2 separate regions of the Homo sapiens genome follow, and region 1 is linked to region 2. A link is an interaction called in ENCODE POLR2A ChIA-PET data of the cell type or tissue named here. Cell type or tissue: B cell. All regions are shown on one strand. Links, peaks and the distances in the headings refer to the core of each region. The heading gives the core; the rest is flanking DNA.

Region 1 (9,403 bases), core at 1,404-9,403, 170 kb before region 2:
GGCCAAATTATCCTTCCACAGCACTGGGTTCTAATCTTCACGTCGAAGTGAAGGGTTATGAGGATGGAGGGATCCATCTGGAGTGCAGGTCCACCGGCTGGTACCCCCAACCCCAAATACAGTGGAGCAACGCCAAGGGAGAGAACATCCCAGCTGTGGAAGCACCTGTGGTTGCAGATGGAGTGGGCCTATATGAAGTAGCAGCATCTGTGATCATGAGAGGCGGCTCCGGGGAGGGTGTATCCTGCATCATCAGAAATTCCCTCCTCGGCCTGGAAAAGACAGCCAGCATTTCCATCGCAGGTCAGTACCTGCTTGGCCTCAGGTTTTCTGAGCTGAGCTGTGGCAGTTGAATGAAGGGGGATGTGTTAATATCTGTGGTCGACCTGGGTCTCTGCACTGAATATAAGGCCCAAAGCACAGACCTGGAGGCTCCTCTTTGTGCCAGGGGAGCTTCTTTCCTCCATAAAGGTGTTCGTAACACAAACATTTTCTGAACATTTCCTATCTGCCAGAAAGTATGACAGGCAATGGGAATTGGAGGAAAAACATTAAGATAAGCTCCTTATATAATGTGAAATGACAAAATGGTTATATATATATATTTACAAACTCATATCATAGAGAAAGAGCTGATCTCCTTGAATCAGAAGGAGATTCTAAAAACCTAGTAAAAAGTTTTGGCCAGGCATGGTGGCTCACGCCTGTAATCCCAGCACTTTGGGAGGCCGAGGCAGGCAGATCATTGAGGCCAGGAGTTTGAGACCTGCCTGGCCATGGTGAAACTCCATCTCTTCTAAAAATTCAAAAAATTAGCCAGGTGTGGTGGAGTGCACCTCTAATCCCAGCTACTCAGGAGGCTGAGGCACGAGAATCACTTGAACCCAGGAGGCAGACGTTGCAGTGAGTGAGAGCAGACCACTGCACTCCAGCCAGGATTACAGAGCGAGACTCTGTCTCAAAAAATAAATAAAATAAAATAAAATAGAAACCAAGTAAAAAAAATGTTAACAAAGCCCATGAATTATCAATTCACAGAAAAGGAAATAACTCACAAAAGGGTGCTCATTCTCACTCACTGGGTAAACATATGAAATAATTTTTCACTTATGATATTTGCAAAAATCAAAACTGCTTTGGCTTATAATACATGATTCTCATAGGAATGTAGGAAGGCAGTGACTCTCAGTCATTTGCTCATGTAACTTCCTGTATTTTTGATGTGCATTAGGTCAACCTCTGTTGGGGGCTCTATAGCAATATCTATCCAAACTACACACTTATCGATCCAAACTTCCACTTCTAGGAATTTATCTGATAGATAAGCTTGCATTTGTATGAGATGATCCATGTGAAAGGTTTCTGTTTTTCGTTGTGTGTGTGTCTTTTTTTTTTTTAGACAAAGTCTCACTCTATTGCCCAGGCTTGAGTGCAGTGGTGCAATCTCAGCTCGCTGCAGCCTCTGCCTCCCAGGTTCAAGTGATCCTCCTGCCTCAATCTCCCAAGTAGCTGAGATTACAAGCATGTGCCACCACACCCAGCTAATTTTTGTATTTTTAGTAGAGACAAGGTTTTACCATGTTGGCCAGGCTGGTCTCAAACTCCTGACCTCAAGTGATCCACCCGCCTCAGCCTCCTAAAGTGCTGGGATTACAGGCGTGAGCCACTGCAACCGGCCTGTAAAAGGTTTCTTATAGCACTGATTACTATTGCACAAGGTTAGAAACTGTGCAGATGTTCACTGCCAGGGAACTTCCATACAAGGGAATACTGCACAGTTTGTAAAAGGAAAAAGAAGCAATTCTCTCTATACTAATATGGAAAGATCTCCAAGATACACTTTACACAGAAAAAGCAAGATGCAGAGGGACGTGTATAGAATGCTATTTTTAGTTTAAACAAGAGGAAAAATAAGAATATATTTTAATTTACTTTTTTTTAGTTCTCAATTGGGTTAGTTTACATTTTTAAACTTCAACAAGCAATTTTGTAACACTTACTGTACATCAGGCACTTTATAAGTATTAATTCAATTCTTCTAACCTCAGGAAATAGGTATTATCATTACCCTCATTTTACATTAGTAGATTAGGCCACTACAAACAGAGAGGTTATGTAAGTAGTCCAACATCACACTGCTAGTCACATGGGGGAGCCAGCATTGAAACCCATACCCTCTGACTCCACAGGTTATGTTCCTAAGCATCATATTAAGTGGACTAAGAAGTTAATACATGGAGGGAGGGAGGACAGGGTGAATGAGAGAGTTGCGTGACTTTATGTGTATGTAGTTTTGAACGATGTAAATGTGTTACCTATTGAAAAAATATTTAGAAAAAATGTGTATGACTTTGCTCAAGTTACTTTCCATGTGAGAGGCAGACATCTCAAGATAAGTAATAGTAGTAGCTTGTAGTGAGGGTTTACCAAAGTCTTATCTATAGTCCTCTGAGACTTTAGGGAGAGAATCCTTATTTAACCTCATGAGATAGATTCCCCACCCCCGACCTGAGCTGAGCAGCTAAAGCTTGGGGTGCTGCAGGCTGGGGAGGCTGAGCGCACCAGCGCCCATGACCTACAGCTCTCCCCTTCGCAGACCCCTTCTTCAGGAGCGCCCAGCCCTGGATCGCAGCCCTGGCAGGGACCCTGCCTATCTTGCTGCTGCTTCTCGCCGGAGCCAGTTACTTCTTGTGGAGACAACAGAAGGAAATAACTGCTCTGTCCAGTGAGATAGAAAGTGAGCAAGAGATGAAAGAAATGGGATATGCTGCAACAGAGCGGGAAATAAGCCTAAGAGGTATCCAACGCAAGCAGAGAATCTAAGCTCTTGGCTTGCATGCCCCAGCCTGAAAACCTCACCTCTCTCCCCTACCCTGGCACTGCATCATGTTTAAGGTTTATTTCCCGAAACACCAACCTCACCCATAACAGTTCATCTTTTTTTTTTTTTTTTTTTTTTTTTGGTTATTTTCCAGAGAGCCTCCAGGAGGAACTCAGTAAGTTACCATTCCCCCAGAGATCCAGACATGTCTTCCTATCCTCGCTTTGAGCACCTTGATGACTCTTCCCTGTTCATTCCATTGCAGAGAGGAAAAAAATCCAGTACTTGACTCGTGAGTGGCTTTGACATTTTCTCTGAATTCAAATCTGTTACTCTCTCTCTGCTTCATTATTTTCCAGCCCATAAGTCATAGCCCAGGGTTGAAAAGTGGTCTTGGATCCCTTTACCCAGAAAAAGAAAACAAGTGTGGCTCTTTGGAGAAACCACCCAGTGCTTTTTCTCTCTAGAAAAAAAAAAAAAAAAAAAAGAGGTCTTCAATCTCTTTGTACTAGGGGCTACAGACCCTTAAGCTCTAAAAAGCACTGAGGAATATCCAGGGGTACACTTCAAAAGGAAGAGGGAAGAGAAGGATGAGGTGCATTTTCTATGGCAGGAAACTTACTTGTTGTTTCCCATAATCTAGAGGCTGTTGAAAGGAAAACAAGAATGGAAGATTTAAGAAATAAGAAAATCAGAAAAGAGAGAGGGAGGGAGAAAAGTGTGTCTAATAAAGAGGAGTAGCTACAGTGGCTCAGTTGGTACAGATAGATCATAACTGCTTTCAAAAACTAGTCCCTGAAATTGCTCATTAAATTTCCCAAATTCTTTTTAGAGCAAGGTACGAAATGATACAGATTGAGAAGGATGAATCTTGTACTCCTAGGCATACACATATAGACATGGTGACACCTATGCCCAGGTACACATTCAAAACAGATGAGCTGGACCCCATTGGGAAGGAACTCTCACAGTGCCTGCCCTGCCACTAGCGTTCAACCGATGTTCCCAGACTTGATATTAAGAAGAGGTGAAGAAAGAATTGTACCTGAAGATGGAGACCATGGGGAAGGGTGGGATGGTAAAAAAAAAAAAAAAAAAAAAAAAAAAAAAAAAAAAAAAGACTAGATGGATGCAAAAAGAAGGGGAAGGGGCCAACACAGAAAAGGCAGAGTTCTGGTGACACCTCTACCTTTCTTTCATTGTAGGTGGAGAGGAGTCTTCGTCCGATACCAATAAGTCAGCCTGATGCTCTGTAAGTTTGCTGGGTCACATGCCCTGAATATTTCAACTTTTTCTCCACTGTGACCCGTGGATGTTCTCAGCTGGATTAATTAGATCTAATCTAAAGACTCAATTTCTGTGTGGTGGGGGTTCACCTCCGCTTTTCTGGAGCCTCTGAGAAACTCCTGATCCTGCACACCCCCTTGTAAAGCCTGGCCATGCATCCTGCACCCCCCATGACACAGGGAGCCAAGCCTGACATTTTTGAGAAGGTGCCACCTCTGATCCATCAGAGCTGTAGAGGAGGGAAGCTGGACCCTGGAAGAGACTCTAAAGAAAAGGAGAGAAAACATGTAGTGAGAGGAGAATGGAGTGGGAAAAGTACAAAAATACTGACCTTTTTCTTATCTGTGTCTCCTTCCTTTCAGAATGGAAAAATGGCCCTCTTCAAGCCTGGTGAGTAAATCACTGCATGTTCCCTGGACCAACAACCTGAGGGACTATATTCCTTTTTCCTTTTTTCTTCTCCAACTCTTGTGATTTGGAGCAGAAAAGTTCCCTTGACTTCCTTCGTGGGTAGGAAGACGCATAAAGGGTGGAGGTGAAGGGAAGGAGACACACACTGAGTAATACTGCAGGGAGAGTGAGGATGGAAATGCCAAGGAGAGGAGGTGATGCCTGCCCAAAGAACTTTGTCCTTCCCAGGCTTCTCATGCCACCTACTGCCTGTATCTCCTCAAAGGATTTAATGCTTCCAAGCTTTGGCCTCCACATTTTTAGATGATGATTGCAATCTGTTTTTCATGGGGGTTGAGGTGAAGACTGAAGGAATAATGAACATGCTTGGCAGAAACCTAGCAAGAAATAGATGGTGAGCTCAAACTGGGTAGTTGGACAAGGTTTCCAGAAAGAAGGGTTAAGGGAAAGCAACAAGGAAAAGTGCAGTGCCCCCATGGTTCCCAACAGTGGGGAGCTGTCTCCACCCCTAGCCTGGGAGGGCTAAAAAGGGGAGGCAATTACTGGAACCCAGAGAAAGAGGTAGCTTAACGAGGGAGCTTCCTGAGAAGAGTCCTCGGGCCTTGTTAGAGCACCACCAGCTGCTGCTGGCAGGGAGGAAGCAGGAAATTAAACGGTGTGTATCTCCTTTCTTTCTCCTTCTAATCTTCTATCAGGGCCTCCCATTGGCCAAACACAGCAGCAAACCAGAGGACAAGGGAGCCCAGTGGCACTGTCCATAGAGGACAGATTCCTGGGGTCCAGAAGAGGGTGGAGAAAGCTGAAGGCTGGAGAGTGAATCTAGGGCATATAAGGCCCCACACAGAGCCCAGCACAGAGACGGCCTTGCAGCTATCAGGAAGATGAGGAGCTTCCTTCATGGCCTGCTGTGGGCTGAGTAAATAATATGATTGCCTTCTACAGCGCTAGAGATTCATATGTTTATCCCCATTTTTCAGGTGAGGAAATGCTTCAGATGAGGCTCCACCTTGTTAAATAAATTGGATGTATGGAAAAATAGACTGCAGAAAAGGGGAACTCATTTAGCTCACGAGTGGTCGAGTGAAGATTGAAAATTAACCTCTGAGGGCCAGCACAGCAGCTCATGCCTGTAATCCTAGCACTTTGGAAGGCTGAGGAGGGCGGATCACAAGGTCAGGAGATCAAGACCATCCTGGCTAACACGGTGAAACCCCGTCTCTACTAAAAATACAAAAAATAAAAAATTAGCCGGGCATGGTGACGGGCACCTGTAGTCCCAGCTACTCGGGAGGCTGAGGCAGGAGAATGGCATGAACCCGGAAGGCAGAGCTTGCAGTGAGCCGAGATCACGCCACTGCACTCCAGCCTGGGAGACAGAGCGAGACTCTGTCTCAAGAAAAAAAAAAAAAAAAAAAAAGAAAAGAAAATTAACCTCTGAGTATAAAGCATCAGTGGGCAGAATCAATGTGGGGAGGGAAACAACAAAAATGTAGAAAGAGGATCCTTGTTGCTTCTTGGGGCCGCATCAGGGTATTGGGTTAGGCAGATACTGACCTTACTTTCATTTCCCCTCTGGTCACTAGACCCCTGGGGCTTTCACCAATGACATTGATGAGAGAATCACATTCAGGGCAGGCTAGGGACACGGGGTTCTGGAAGGACCTCCTCAGCATGGCCCAAGCCTTGCATGCTGTGGCTCTTAAATCCAGGAAAAATGGCTGACCCCATGGACACCTCCTCAAACTCTCTGCAGCAGATGTAATTCTGTATCCAGACATGGCAAATGCCATCCTCCTTGTTTCTGAGGACCAGAGGAGTGTACAGCGTGCTGAGGAGCCCCATGACCTACCAGACAACCCTGAGAGATTTGAATGGCGTTACTGTGTGCTTGGCTGTGAAAGCTTCATGTCAGAGAGACACTACTGGGAGGTGGAAGTGGGGGACAGAAAAGAGTGGCATATTGGGGTATGTAGTAAGAACGTGGAGAGGAAAAAAGTTTGGGTCAAAATGACACCGGAGAACGGATACTGGACTATGGGCCTGACTGATGGGAATAAGTATCGGGCTCTCACTGAGCCCAGAACCAACCTGAAACTTCCTGAGCCTCCTAGGAAAGTGGGGGTCATCCTGGACTATGAGACTGGACATATCTCGTTCTACAATGCCACGGATGGATCTCATATCTACACATTTCTGCACGCCTCTTCCTCTGAGCCTCTGTATCCTGTATTCAGAATTTTGACCTTGGAGCCCACTGCCCTGACCGTTTGCCCAATACCAAAAGTAGAGAGTTCCCCCGATCCCGACCTAGTGCCTGATCATTCCCTGGAGATACCACTGACCCCAGGCTTAGCTAATGAAAGTGGGGAGCCTCAGGCTGAAGTAACATCTCTGCTTCTCCCTGCCCAGCCTGGAGCTAAGGGTCTCACCCTCCACAACAGCCAGTCAGAACCATAAAGCTACAGGCACACACTGAAGCACTTTACTGATATTCATTCAATTATTCCATAGGACAGTTGTTTGAGTTTGGTGCCACCTTATTGGCCCCTTTATACAGATAAGGAAACTGGGGTGTAGAAAAGTGTATTGACTTTACAAAGCAGACAGGAATAGTGAACAACAGAGCTGGGATCTGAACAACAATGACTAACATTAATGGAGAATTTAAAACGTTCTGAGTGCTGTGTTATGAGCTTTGGTGGGTGTCACTCCTTTAATCCTCACAACACCCTGTCAGGTAGTCTCATTTGGCAAGTATGGAAGCAGAGGCAGGGCAACATTAAGTAGCTTACATAACTCACACGGTAATTTGTGCAGTTGGGAGATGTTCAGCTTCAGTCCCTGGCCAATTGCCCGTTCTTTTCCAGCCTGATTTTTCCTGCATGGGAAGAGCCCACATGTAGCCCTGAGGTTCCCTTCCCAGGACAGCTCCAGGATCGAGATCACTGTGAGTGGTTGTGGAGTTAAGACCCCTATGGACTCCTTCCCAGCTGATTATCAGAGCCTTAGACCCAGCACTCCTTGGATTGGCTCTGCAGAGTGTCTTGGTTGAGAGAATAACGTTGCAGTTCCCACAGGGCATGTGACTTTGAAAGAGACTAGAGGCCACACTCAGTTAATAATGGGGCACAGATGTGTTCCCACCCAACAAATGTGATAAGTGATCGTGCAGCCAGAGCCAGCCTTCCTTCAGTCAAGGTTTCCAGGCAGAGCAAATACCCTAGAGATTCTCTGTAATATTGGTAATTTGGATGAAGGAAGCTAGAAGAATTACAGGGATGTTTTTAATCCCACTATGGACTCAGTCTCCTGGAAAAGGATCTGTCCACTCCTGGTCATTGGTGGATGTTAAACCCATATTCCTTTCAACTGCTGCCTGCTAGGGAAAACTGCTCCTCATTATCATCACTATTATTGCTCACCACTGTATCCCCTCTACTGGGCAAGTGCTTGTCAAGTTCTAGTTGTTCAATAAATTTGTTAATAATGCTGACTCTTCAACTTGGTTTTTTCTAGACTGTGGTGTCTACTCAGCACAGTAGAGTAGTCTACATACCCACTGTACTCCCCACAGTTTCAGTTTGCCTCACTGCAGCATTTTCACAAAACCCTTATTGGATGCCTCTTCTATTGTTGCCATCTGAATTACCAGAAATTCATAGATTTAAAGCAACACAAATCTATTATCTCACTGTTCTGTAGGTGAGAAGTCCCACAGGGATCTCACCAGGCTATAATCAAGGTGTCTGCAGGCTGGATTCCTTTCTGGAGTCTCTAAGGAAGAATCTATTTCCTTGCTTATTCAGATCGTTGGCAGAATCAGTTCCCTTCATTTACAGGAATGAGGTCCCAGTTGTTTCCTGGTTTATAGCCAGGGACTGTACCCACTTCTAGAGGCTGCCACACTCTGACTCTTAGCTCCCTTCCTCCATCTTCAAAGCAGCAACAGTACATTGAGTCTCCTCTCCTAGTTCTTTTTCTCCATTGTATCATTCTGATTCTTTTACCTTCTCCTTTTTTTCCTTCCTTTTATTTATTTATTTATTTATTGTTGACAGGGATTCGCTCTGTCACCCAGGATGAAGTGCAGTGGCGTGATCTCGGCTCACTGCAAACTGTCCCCTGGGCTCAAGCAATCCACCCACTTCCGCTTCCCAAGTAGCTGAGACCACAGGCCCACATCACCATGCCCCGGTATTTTTTTTGTAGAGACAGGGTCTTGCCATGTTGCCCAGGCTGGTCTCAAACTCCTGAGCTCAAGAAATCTGTCCACCTTGGTCTCCCAAAGTGCTGGGATTATAGGCATGAGCCACGGCACTCAGTCTGCCTTTTACTTTTAAAGACTCCTGTGATTTGACTGAGTCCAACAGACAGTTTAGAATAATCTCTCTAATTTAAGGTCCATAATTTTAATTTTGTGTAACATCCATTTCGCCATGTTATACATTCTATTCATAAGTTTCTTAGTGGATATAACTCAAAGGGTGGGCGGGGGGGGGCACTACTCAGCTCACCACACTGATTTGGGAAGTGATCCCAGGAAACACAAGTGCAGAAATAAATTGAGAAATGAAAGAAAGCCAATTACATGAGAAATGAGATAAAGAGTTCATTCATGAGTCAGTTATCATGTGGAAAACTTGGCTTAATCCCTTTTACGACTCTCTAAGAAACCATATGAAATGTGTGATATAGCTCAGAATCTTCCTAAGGACTACAGGGCCTGCGACTTTATCTCCACTTCCCATCCTCCTTTGCTTGAATTGTTTGAAGATTGGCCTGGGAGTGTTAATTCTAATGTACTTTAAGATTGGGCTATGTAACTGCAGAAAAGCAACTATCATGGGTGTGATAAAGCTCACAGGCAAAGGAGAAGGGAGATAC
Region 2 (10,532 bases), core at 2,533-10,532:
CCTAACCAACCTTTACAGATGGGTGACTGTTTGGGAGCTTATGGCTCACTCCTTCTCTTTAAAGCAGATGCATTCTGGCAAGCTGCAGCAGCAAACCTACCCTTTTAGACACCCTGCGTTTTCTCATCTTTCCTTTCTACCCCTGCATCTCCCAGTCTCTCTCACTTAACCTCCGTGGAAACTCATGCTGCGTCTCTAATACTTTGGAAGATGAAGAACAAACGCCCTGGAGAGTGACTGACACCATGTGACCTCTTGCTTCTGTAGCACACTGCATCTTGCCTGTGAATCTTTTTTTTTTTTTCTTTTTTTTTTGAGACCGGGTCTTGCTCTGTCACCCAGGCTGGAGTGCAGTGGCACAATCTTGGCTCACTGCAACCTCCGCCTCCCAGGCTCAAGTGATTCTCCTGCCTCAGCTTCCCAAGTAGTTGGGACTATAGGCATATGCCACCACACCCAGCTAATTTTTGTATTTTTAGTAGAAATGGGTTTCACCATGTTGGCCAGGCTGGTCTTGAACTCCTGACCTCAAGTGATCCACCTGCCTCCACCTCCCAAAGTGCTGGGATTACAGGCGTGAGCCACCACGCCCAGCATTTGCCTGTGCATTTTTTATTGTATTTTAATTATATCCTTTATTCTCTCCTTCCTAAGCTTGGTGTTCTTAACTTTCTTCCAGATCTTCCCTCCAACCCCCAAACACGATCTCTCCTTAAGTAAGAGGCAGGGAGGGAGAGGGGAACCTTCTGATTTCGGGGTGGGATTGAGGCTAAAACCCAAGTTAGAACTACCTCCCAGAAACCCAGTTCCGTATCCATCGAGTGATCAAAAAGATGCTGCTAAAATGTGCCTTGTGTTTGCTAGGGATGAGGTGAAAATGAGTATTGAATGAGGTGGCATTTTGGTCCATGGATTTGCTTGCTATGAAAGAGAAAAAACATGGAAAAATATATTTTGAGAGCTGGGTGAGACCCCCAAATTAATCTAATCCAAGATGTTTCCCTAGTCATTACATTCCTTTTTTTTTGAAACAGAATCTCACTCTATTGCCCAGGCTGGAGTGCAGTGGCGCAATCTCGGCTCACTGCAACCTCTGCCTCCCGGGTTCAAGCAATTCTCCTGCCTCAGCATCCTTAGTAGCTGGGATTACAGGCACGCACCACCACCCATGGCTAATTTTGTATTTTTAGTAGAGATAGGGTTTCACCATGTTGGCCAGGCTGGTCTCGAACTTCTGACCACCTTGGCCTCCCAAAGTTCTGGGATTACAGGCGTGAGCCACCACGCCCTGCCTGAGTCACTAAATTCTTACACTGTTCCCTCCTATGTTAGTCCGCTAGGGCTGCCGAAACAAGGTACCACAGGCTGAGTGACTTAAACAACAAAAATTAATTTTCTTTGACTTCTGGAGGATAGAAGTCCAAGATCAAGATGTCGGCAGGTTTGGTTTCTTCTGAGGCCTCTCCTTGGCTTGCAGATGGCCACCTCCCACTACATCCTTAGATGTGTTCCTCTATGTTGTCTGTATCCTAATCTCCTCTTCCTATAAGTACACCAGTAATATTGAATTAGGGCCCACCCATAATACCCTATTTTGCTTTTTATTTCACTATTAGTTTTTTTTTTAAAGCTATTTTTGCCAGTTAATTTAAACATCATGATCTTCTTCTAATGATAAAAATGCAAGTCTTCATGCTAACAAAAGGATTGGAAGAAGGATGAAGCAGATGTTTCTTCTCCCCTACAGCAATCTGGTTAAATGAGGAGTTAAATTGAGAGCTTTCATGAGAATTTCAGTCCAGTTCTGTGCAATGAAGACGAGTGATTCAAAACTTTCACTAACTTGCTCTGTTGTTTGTAATATAATGTTATTGGAAGAGTTATTTTAACAAAGGGGAACTGTTATATTTCTAAAACTTTTAAAATTGTTGCCATGTCTTGGGAAAATAACTTCAGTATCTGTCTTGATAATTTCTTGCCCTGATGATACCATTGAAAGTCATTTCTCTATGTTTCCAAAAGTTGTACAATTACTAGTAAGATTTATCTGCCAGTTAATAATTTTTCTTTTCTTCCACATGCATGAAGGAGTATTTGTAATGACTTTTATATTTTATCATTAACATTATTTTTTTGAACTCTTAAAATGCGTATTTTTTTTTTACATTAATAGACTTCCTTTTTTCAGAGCAATTTTTGGTTTACAGAAAATTGAGCAGAAGATACAGAGTTCCCACATACTTCCTTTCCCCCACCTCAGTTTCTCCTAAGTTATTAACAACTTACACTGGTGTGGTACATTTGTTACAAATGATGAACTAATATTGATAGCTTATTATTAACTAAAATATATAGTTTACATCAGGGTTCACTCACTGTATGAAGTTCTGTGGGTTTTGTCAAGTGCATAACATCTACCATTTTATAATATATGCCATTACAGTAGCATACAAAAGAGTTTCATTTACCTAAAAATCTCTTCTGCGCCACCTCAAATAATTTCTTCTGAGTTAAAACCACTGTGTGGTGAGAGCTCCTTCCTTTTCCAACCTCCTTGTCCTTTATGGAAATGGTAAGAGCTTTTACCCATCTCTCTGGTCCCTTTTCATTATGTGTGTATCTGTCTCCCACATTTGTAAGGTCTCTAGAGAGTCAGTGACCTGGTCTCCTAATCAGCTTCCTAAAGGTGAGTTTCAAGAATTAAATCCGTATTTATATACTCAGATACAGCATCCAGGCAGTGGCCTATTTTTCCTGATTTTATTTTGTCACCTGCTGTATTTTGGCCTTTGACATGTGGAGATCATGGCCCCCCTACTTCGGATGGACTTCAATGGATCTAACTCGAAGAAGACTGAACCCAGGAAAAGAGACTGTGTGAGCATTCTCACACCAGGAAATGGGCTGAGAAACAATTTTGGAGTGAGATGGAAGGAGAATGGTATGGAGTATCTATTCTTAGGGAAATGTGTGCTAGGCCAAAATCTCACTTTTTGGTTAAACACTCTCATTCTCTGATAACATAAAGGCCTCTAAAAATATATGCAGAATATTTGGGGTAACCTTATTATTCATTGCCCAAGTTAGGTCACCTTTCAAAGTAAAAGGGAACATTATGAATAATTATACTAGGGCAACAGGTATAAATCAAGTCACCCTACCATTAGACCAAGTGATTTTCACTGGTTCCTTCATTGTAAGAGTAACTCCTTTTGTTTCCTAAAAATTGTTAAAATGATTCCTTAATGTTGCATTTGAAATAAAGGGAAAAAGACAAAAATTAGCAATAAATTCATGTAATGTCTAGGCAAGGATTTCTTCAGAAGAGAGCAGGTCAGGTGTAGTTAGATCAGTAGAACTGTATGTCTCAGTGGCACCATTACCTTTTTTTTTTTTTTTTTTGAAGCAGAGTCTCACTCTGTCCCCCAGGCTGGAGTGCAGTGGCACAATCTCGGCTCACTGCAACCTCCGCCTCCCAGGTTCAAGCAATTCTCAGGTGGATCACCTGATGTCAGGAGTTCGAGACTAGCCTGGCCAACACGGTGAAACCCTGTCTCTAGTAAAAATACAAAAATTGGCTGGGTATGGTGGCGTGCGCCTGTAATCCCAGCTACCCAGGAGGCTGAGGCAGGAGAATTGCTTGAACCCGGGAGGCAGAGGTTGCAGTGAGCCGAGATCGCACCACTGCACTCCAGCCTGGGTGACAGAACGAGACTCTGAGACTCTATCTCAAAAAAAAAAAAAAAAAAAAAAAAAAACTGGAGCAATTTGGAGACAAGATTAAAAAAATAATAATAACATTGTAGAATGGTGGCCACTCACAAGGTTACAGAATTTCCCAGTAAATGTTTTCAAGGGTGGGGCAGAAGGTATGATAGACAAAAGCTTTAAAAAAGTCACACAGTGCCCATGAATGCCAGCCCTAGGCCTAAGTCCTAATTACTCAAACTCAAACTATTTTCCATTTCCTACCTGTGTGGCTCTCAATCTGTGCTCTGGGCTACCCACATTTTTTAGTACTTTTATTAATTCTTGAGCAGACACATACAATTTTTCTGTGTAAGACATAGGTAATACTCCAGCCATGTGCTTCCCCTACAGTTTAAAGAAGAGAATGCAACCTCCCCCATCTCTGGACTAACCTCCATGCCTTCTCCAACTACATCCCTTTCCCAACTCCCAAGAGATGACCACTGTCCAATTTTTATTTATCCCTTTTTTTTTAAGTTTTACTATATGTTTGTGGCCTCAACATGTCATAGTTTTACATGTGTAAATGGATCTATAGTGTACATATTCTTCTGCAACTTGCTATTTTTCTTCGGCATTATATTCTTGAGATTCATCCTCGTTTTTGAACCTACCTGTAATCTATTTGTTTCTGCTGCTGAATGGTATTCCCTTTTATACATACTACCAAAATATATGCATCCCTTCTACTATTGAAGGACATTTGGGTGATTTACAGGTTTTTGAAATTACAGTGTTGCTAGAAACATTCTTGTGGAGATCTCCTGTCCACACCTCCAAGAATCCCTCTAAGTAAACACCTAGAAGTAAAATTGCTTTACACAATACCACTGTTTGCAGAGTGCTTTACAAATAACCACTGTTTCCAAAAGCAAATACACTAATTGGCACACACACACAGCAGTACATAAGGGTTTTGATTGCTCCATATCAGCTGAGCCCTTGATATTGTCAGACAACTTGGTTTTCCTCAGTTTGATAGATATGAAATGTTATATCCTATGCTTTTAATATGTACTTCTTATATATTTTTAGGTGCTTATTCCTCACTCATGCTTCCAAGAAGTACCTGTTAACATTTTTTGCCATAGTTTTAAAATTTTCATTTTGTCCTTTCCTCATGGATCTATAGGAATGCTTTATGTATTCAGGATTCTAACATTTTGTCCATTATATATTTTACATATATCTTTGCCAAGCTGGTACTTATTGTTTTACTTTTATTATGCTATCTTTTTTGATATACACGAATTATTAACAATATAGTCAATTTGATTTTTAACGTTTACATTCGTCAGTCTTTCCCTTTATGGTTTACGCTTTTTGTGTCTTGTTAAAGACATCTTTCCAGGAACAGCGTGAGGAGGACAGAAGCACCCAACAGGACTGCTCAAGCCACCTGCGAACACTGCTGCTACCATGCCCAAGAGAAAGGCAAAAGGAGATGCTAAAGGTGATAAAGCAAAGGTGAAGGATGAGCCACAGAGGAGATCAGCTCGGTTGTCTGCTAAACCAGCTCCTCCAAAACCAGAGCCCAGGCCTAAAAAGGCCTCTGCAAAGAAGGGAGAGAAGCTTCCCAAAGGGAGAAAGGGGAAAGCAGATGCTGGAAAGGATGGGAACAACCCTGCAAAAAACCGAGATGCCTCTACACTCCAGTCCCAGAAAGCGGAAGGCACTGGGGATGCCAAGTGAAATGTACATTTTTGAGAGCTCTGTACTTATAGTGACTCTACTGTTTGAAATACTATTTTTTTAAATCAAGTTTTATAAAAGTGTAGAATTTTGGCTTTTTTAAGTTATGTTGTTAGCACACAGGACACTTCCTTGTTGTCTTTTGTGGAAAGGGCAAGTACCACTAATAGGGTGTATCTCAGAAACTGAATTGAAATAAGGGAAAATAGGATTTTCTGTCCTGGTTTTTGAAGATTGTTCTTGATTCCCTTGATTCCCAGGAGAGATTCTCTGACATTCACGTGTCAGCCACTTTGGCACGGAAGCCTTACAGTGTGGGGAACCAAAACTTCGTGTCTCCCCTTTCCCCGATGCCATCAGCATAGACTTGACTTCCTTAAACCGAGAGTTTTGATGTGGCCTTGGCAACCCTAAAATCAGCTGTGTTAGGTAACAAAACTCAGGCTTTCTGTTGATGACATCGAGATGGTGTCACTTAAAAGAGCCAAGATTCCTGTTTTCAGTTTGTGGATTCATCCTGCTGGTTTTACTTTAGTCCCTCCATGTCAAAGTGGGCCTGAGAAAAGCTCATACATGCCTCATGTGAAGTGTCCACCCTCTCTGAAAATCTTTCTTGTTCAAAACAGCAACGACATATCTTGTTAACTTTTACGGTGACTTTTGGAGGAGGGGAGTTTGGAAATTGTAAAATGTTATAGATTGTTGCCTATTTCCTGCTGAAAGTAAATGTTTTTAAAAAGTATCATATAAAGCTGAATACAAATTGGTTTGGGGGGAGATCCTTTCCTACCCAAAGTCATAAATATATTCTTTACTGCCTTGTGGAAATTTTATAGTTTTGCCTTTCACATTTGTCTTTAGTCTGTCCTGAACTGATTTTTGTGAAAATTATGAGTTAGAAATTCAACTTAACATTTTTCATATTCGAAGTGGTTGTCTCTGCACTATTTACTGAAAAGTTCATCCTTTCCCCAGTGATTTGTAACACTGCCTCTTTCATAAATTAAATTTTTGTGTATGTGTGTGGGTCTTTTGATGGTTTCTATTCTGACTGACATCAATTTGTCTAATCTTGTAGCAGTACAGTACAGTCCTGATTATTGCAACTTTAGGAAAAGGTCTGATAAAAACCAAGATGCCTCCACATTTTGTCATAATTGTAACCAATTTCACCTCTGTCTCCAGTATCACCACAAAATTGTTCTTCCTTGGAGTGTCTTGGCTATTCTTAGCCAACTGTTCCTCCATATTACTTCTAGAATTAGACCAACAATTTATAAATCAAACAAACCCAAGAGCATTGAAATTTTGATTGGATTTGTATTGAATTTATAGATTAATCTGGTAAACCATGTCATCTTTACAATGTTGTCTTCCAATACATGAATATGGTACAGCTCTTCATTTACTTAGGCCTTTGAAATATCTTTCAATAAAGTTTATAATTTTCTCCATAAAGGTCTTCTTGTTAATATTTCCTAGGGACTTTATGCTTTTTAACACTACTTCGTATGGTATATTTTTAGTTACCACATTTTCTGTTTTTAGCTAATGTTGATTTCGATTTTTGTATCCAGCAGCCTTGCTACCTCTCATTCTTGTATCTGCATATTCTTGTGGGTTTGTTTGTTTTTTTTACATAGACAACCATATATTCTGTGTATACAAACAATTTTGTTTCTTCTTAGTCCTTATTATACCTGTAATTTCTTTTTCAAATGGTCAGCGTAGTCTAGGTGTTGGTGTCTGCTTTTTTTTTTTTTTTTTTTTTTTCCCAGACAGAGTCTCACTCTGTCTTCCAGACTGGAGTGCAGTGGTGTGATCTTGGCTCACTGCAACTTCCACCTCCCGGGTTCAAACGATTCTTCTGCCTCAGCCTCCGAGTACCTGGGACTACAGGCGCGCGCCACCACACCCGGCCAATGTTTGTATTTTTAGTAGAGACGGAGTTTCACCATGTTGGCCATGCTGGTCTCGAACTCCTGACCTCAGGTGATCCACCCGCCTCAGCCTCTCAAAGTGCTGGGATTACAGTCGTGCGCCACCACGCCCGGCCGTGTCTCTGCATTTTTTTTTGAAATGGAGTCTCACTCTGTTACCCAGGCTAGAGTGCAGTGGCGCAATCTCTGCTCACTGCAACCTCCGCCCCCGATTCTCCTGCCTCAGCCTCCCGAGTAGCTGGTATTACAGGCACCTACCACCAGGCCCGGCTAATTTTATTATTATTATTATTTTGCATTTTTAGAAGAGACGGGGTTTTGCCATATTGGCCAGGCTGATCTCAACCTCCTGGCCTCAAGTGATCAGCCCGCCTCGGCCTCCCAAAGTGCTGGGATTACAGGCATCAGCCACCATGCCTGGTGCCATTAGAGTTTCGAGCAAAGAAATGGCACAATCTAAGGTGTTTTATATATGTGTGTGTGTGAGTATGGCTGCTGCATGAGCAATAGACTAAGCTGTCACAGCAATCTAGGCAAAACATGTTGATGATTTGGACATGGTATGGAACGGTGAAGAGGTCTGAGAGAGTTGGCAGTAAATAATGCCAAGCTTGGATGATTGCTTAGCCTTTCTGAGCCACAATCTCCTCAGTAACAAAGCAAGAACTATTATCTATTTTGCAAGGTTTTGAAAAGAATTAGAGATACTTTATGGAAATGACTAGTAGTGCAATTTACCTCATTAGCATATTGATGCATAAAGCTCTGTTGAAGATTTGAAAAAAAGATTCATATTTCCCAGAATCTTACATCGCCACTGAAAAACAAGGAAAAAAGACAATTCGATTACTCCACAAAACTGAGACCCAGGCCACTCCATATGGAGCCCTTACTAAAACCAGTAAGTAGCATATATAGTAAAACTGGAATTACATAATAGCATTTTTTTCCATTGTAATAGTGAATTGCTGGCATTTCTACTTTGTCATGCCGTATTACCATCCTTCATCTGCTCAACTATTCCCAATCCATTTTATTTGATAAACAGCAAACATTTATCTGCACTTTATGCCTGACAACAGATTAGGATCAAAGATAAAAGAAATATTCCCTGTTCTCAGCTCAAAGTTGAATGAGAGCCTGGTGCAGTGGCTCACACCTGTAATCCCAGCACTTTGGGAGGCCAAGGCGGGCAGATCATTTGAGGTCAAGAGTTTGAGACCAGCCTGACCAACATAGTGAAACCCTGTCTCCTACTAAAAATACCAAAATATTAGCCAGGCGTGGTGGCGCATCCCTGCAGTCCCAGCTACTCAAGAGGCTGAGGCAGGAGAATCGCTTGAACCGGGGAGGCGGAGGTTGCAGAGAGCCGAGATGGCGCCACTGCACTCCAGCCTGGGCGACAGAGTGAAACTCCATCTCAAAAAAAAAAAAAAAAAAAAAAAAAGTTGAATGGGATAGAGAGATAGGTCACCATACAGTAGTGTGCTCTCTGTTATAACACAGCAAGAGACCCAAACCCTGATGCCAGGGCATGAAGGTGCCTTAGGGAGGACTTCCTGGAGTATGTTGACATATGACCAGCAAAATGAAAACAGAAAGGAGCTGGTCAAGCAAGGAGTGGGGAAAAGGCTTCCAGTAAGAATAATAACATTTACGAAGATGTTAAGAGAATATGGATAGTGCATATAGATGTGCATAGTAGTTGTTTACTTTTATTCTTTTTCACCCCTCTTGCTGTCATCTTAGGTGCATAGTAGATGTTCAATAAATTATTGTTGGATCAAAAAATTAAGATGAATAACCAAATTATATCAGGTTTCTGACTATAATAAAAGAGAATTATTAAGTGTTGTTGCCAAACTGTGTGCCCAGTGATTTACATGAAAAATTTTATTTCGAAAACCCTATGAGCTGAGTAGTATTGTTCTCATTTAACTTTACATTTAGACAAACATAAATTTAGACATATATCAGCCTGGGTGATCTAGAGGTTTTTTTGTTTGCTTGTTTGTTTTTTTGAGACGGAGTTTCACTCTTGTCGCCCAGGCTGGAGTGCATTAGCGCGATCTCAGCTCACTGCAACCTCCGCCTCCCGGGTTCAAGTGATTCTCTTGTCTCACCCTGCCGAGTGGCTGGAATTACAGGCGCCTGCCACCATGTCTGGCTAATCTTTTGTATTTGTTTTAGTCGAGACAGGGTTTCACCATTTTTGCCAGGCTGGTCTCGAACTCCTGACCTCGTGATCCACCCGCCTCGGCCTCCCAAAGTGCTGGGATTACAGGCGTGAGCCACCACGCCCGGCCTAGAGTTTTTAATAACCAAATTTCTGACCCTCACATCTGAGGCACTGAGCATGGAAGAGTTGGAAAGAAGAGGGAGGGAAACTTATTTTTCTGTATCTGTTCTTGCACCACTACCTTCTTTTCTCAATAGTTGTTGTGTTACAGAAAAAGGGTCCCGATCCAGACCCCAAGGGAGGGTTCTTGGCTCTCCCGCAAGAAAGAATTCAGGGCGAGTCCGCAGTGCAAAGTAAAAGCAGGTTTATTAAGAAAGTTAAGTAGTGAAAGTACAGCTACTCCATAGACAGAGTAGGGTGTTCCTGAAACGCGGAGGAAAGTGTCCACCCTAGATACATACCTGTAAGTATGGGGAGATGTGCTCTGCTACAAGGGTCTGTGATAAAGGATTAATTTTCTTATTATATTTTGTAAGAATCGATATTATTATCTTTAAAGCAAAATTTGGAATGCCTTTGTTCTCCAGATATGGGGACATCTAGACACTCCCAAGTCTGGGTCTGTTTAGTAAACATTATTAATTTGTTCCCTTAACCATAAACATCTAGAGGCTAGGAATGCCTGACTTTCTGGGAATGCAGCCCAGCAAAAGTCCCGGCCTCGTTTTCCTAGCCCTCACTCAAAATGGAGTCGCTCTGGTTCGAATGCCTCTCACAGAAATCCCGCTAAAATGTACCTCCCTCGGTTGCGGTGAGCCGTGATCGTGCCACTGCACTCCAGCCTGGGAGATAGAGTGAGAACTCCGTCTCAAAAAAAAAAAAAAAAAATACCTCCTTCTTCTCTCAAAACTCTCCAATGGCTTCCACCCTGGGTCATCAACATGGCCTGGAAGAGCCGTACTCTGGATACC

What was found. Peaks named below come from ENCODE experiments on the same cell type or tissue, not always from the same donor. Only the 100,000 strongest peaks of a DNase experiment are listed, where the experiment ranks them.
Region 1: POLR2A ChIA-PET joins it to region 2 with 7 read pairs; 15 of 35 experiments call an interaction of 5 or more read pairs at or near these places.

What each region holds. Positions count from the first base shown.
Region 1 is chr6:26,370,301-26,379,703 of GRCh38, forward strand. BTN3A2 (butyrophilin subfamily 3 member A2) reads left to right here. Exons shown (of 11, transcript NM_007047.5): 5 at 22-303; 6 at 2,597-2,797; 7 at 2,976-2,996; 8 at 3,087-3,113; 9 at 4,027-4,073; 10 at 4,471-4,498; 11 at 5,497-8,012. The coding sequence ends at 4,067. Among named protein-coding and RNA genes, the nearest start is that of BTN2A2, 8.1 kb to the right of the region's middle. In B cell, for the core only: no CTCF peak of the experiment used is centred there; a DNase peak (open chromatin) is centred at 5,137; H3K27ac peaks cover 3,808 bases.
Region 2 is chr6:26,540,038-26,550,569 of GRCh38, forward strand. HMGN4 (high mobility group nucleosomal binding domain 4) reads left to right here. Exons shown (of 2, transcript NM_006353.3): 2 at 5,090-6,896. The coding sequence starts at 5,170. The coding sequence ends at 5,442. Among named protein-coding and RNA genes, the nearest start is that of HMGN4, 6.9 kb to the left of the region's middle. RefSeq lists enhancers at 9,099-10,053, 10,313-10,532. In B cell, for the core only: CTCF peaks have their summits at 4,124 and 4,323; a DNase peak (open chromatin) is centred at 4,057; H3K4me3 peaks cover 629 bases; H3K27ac peaks cover 95 bases.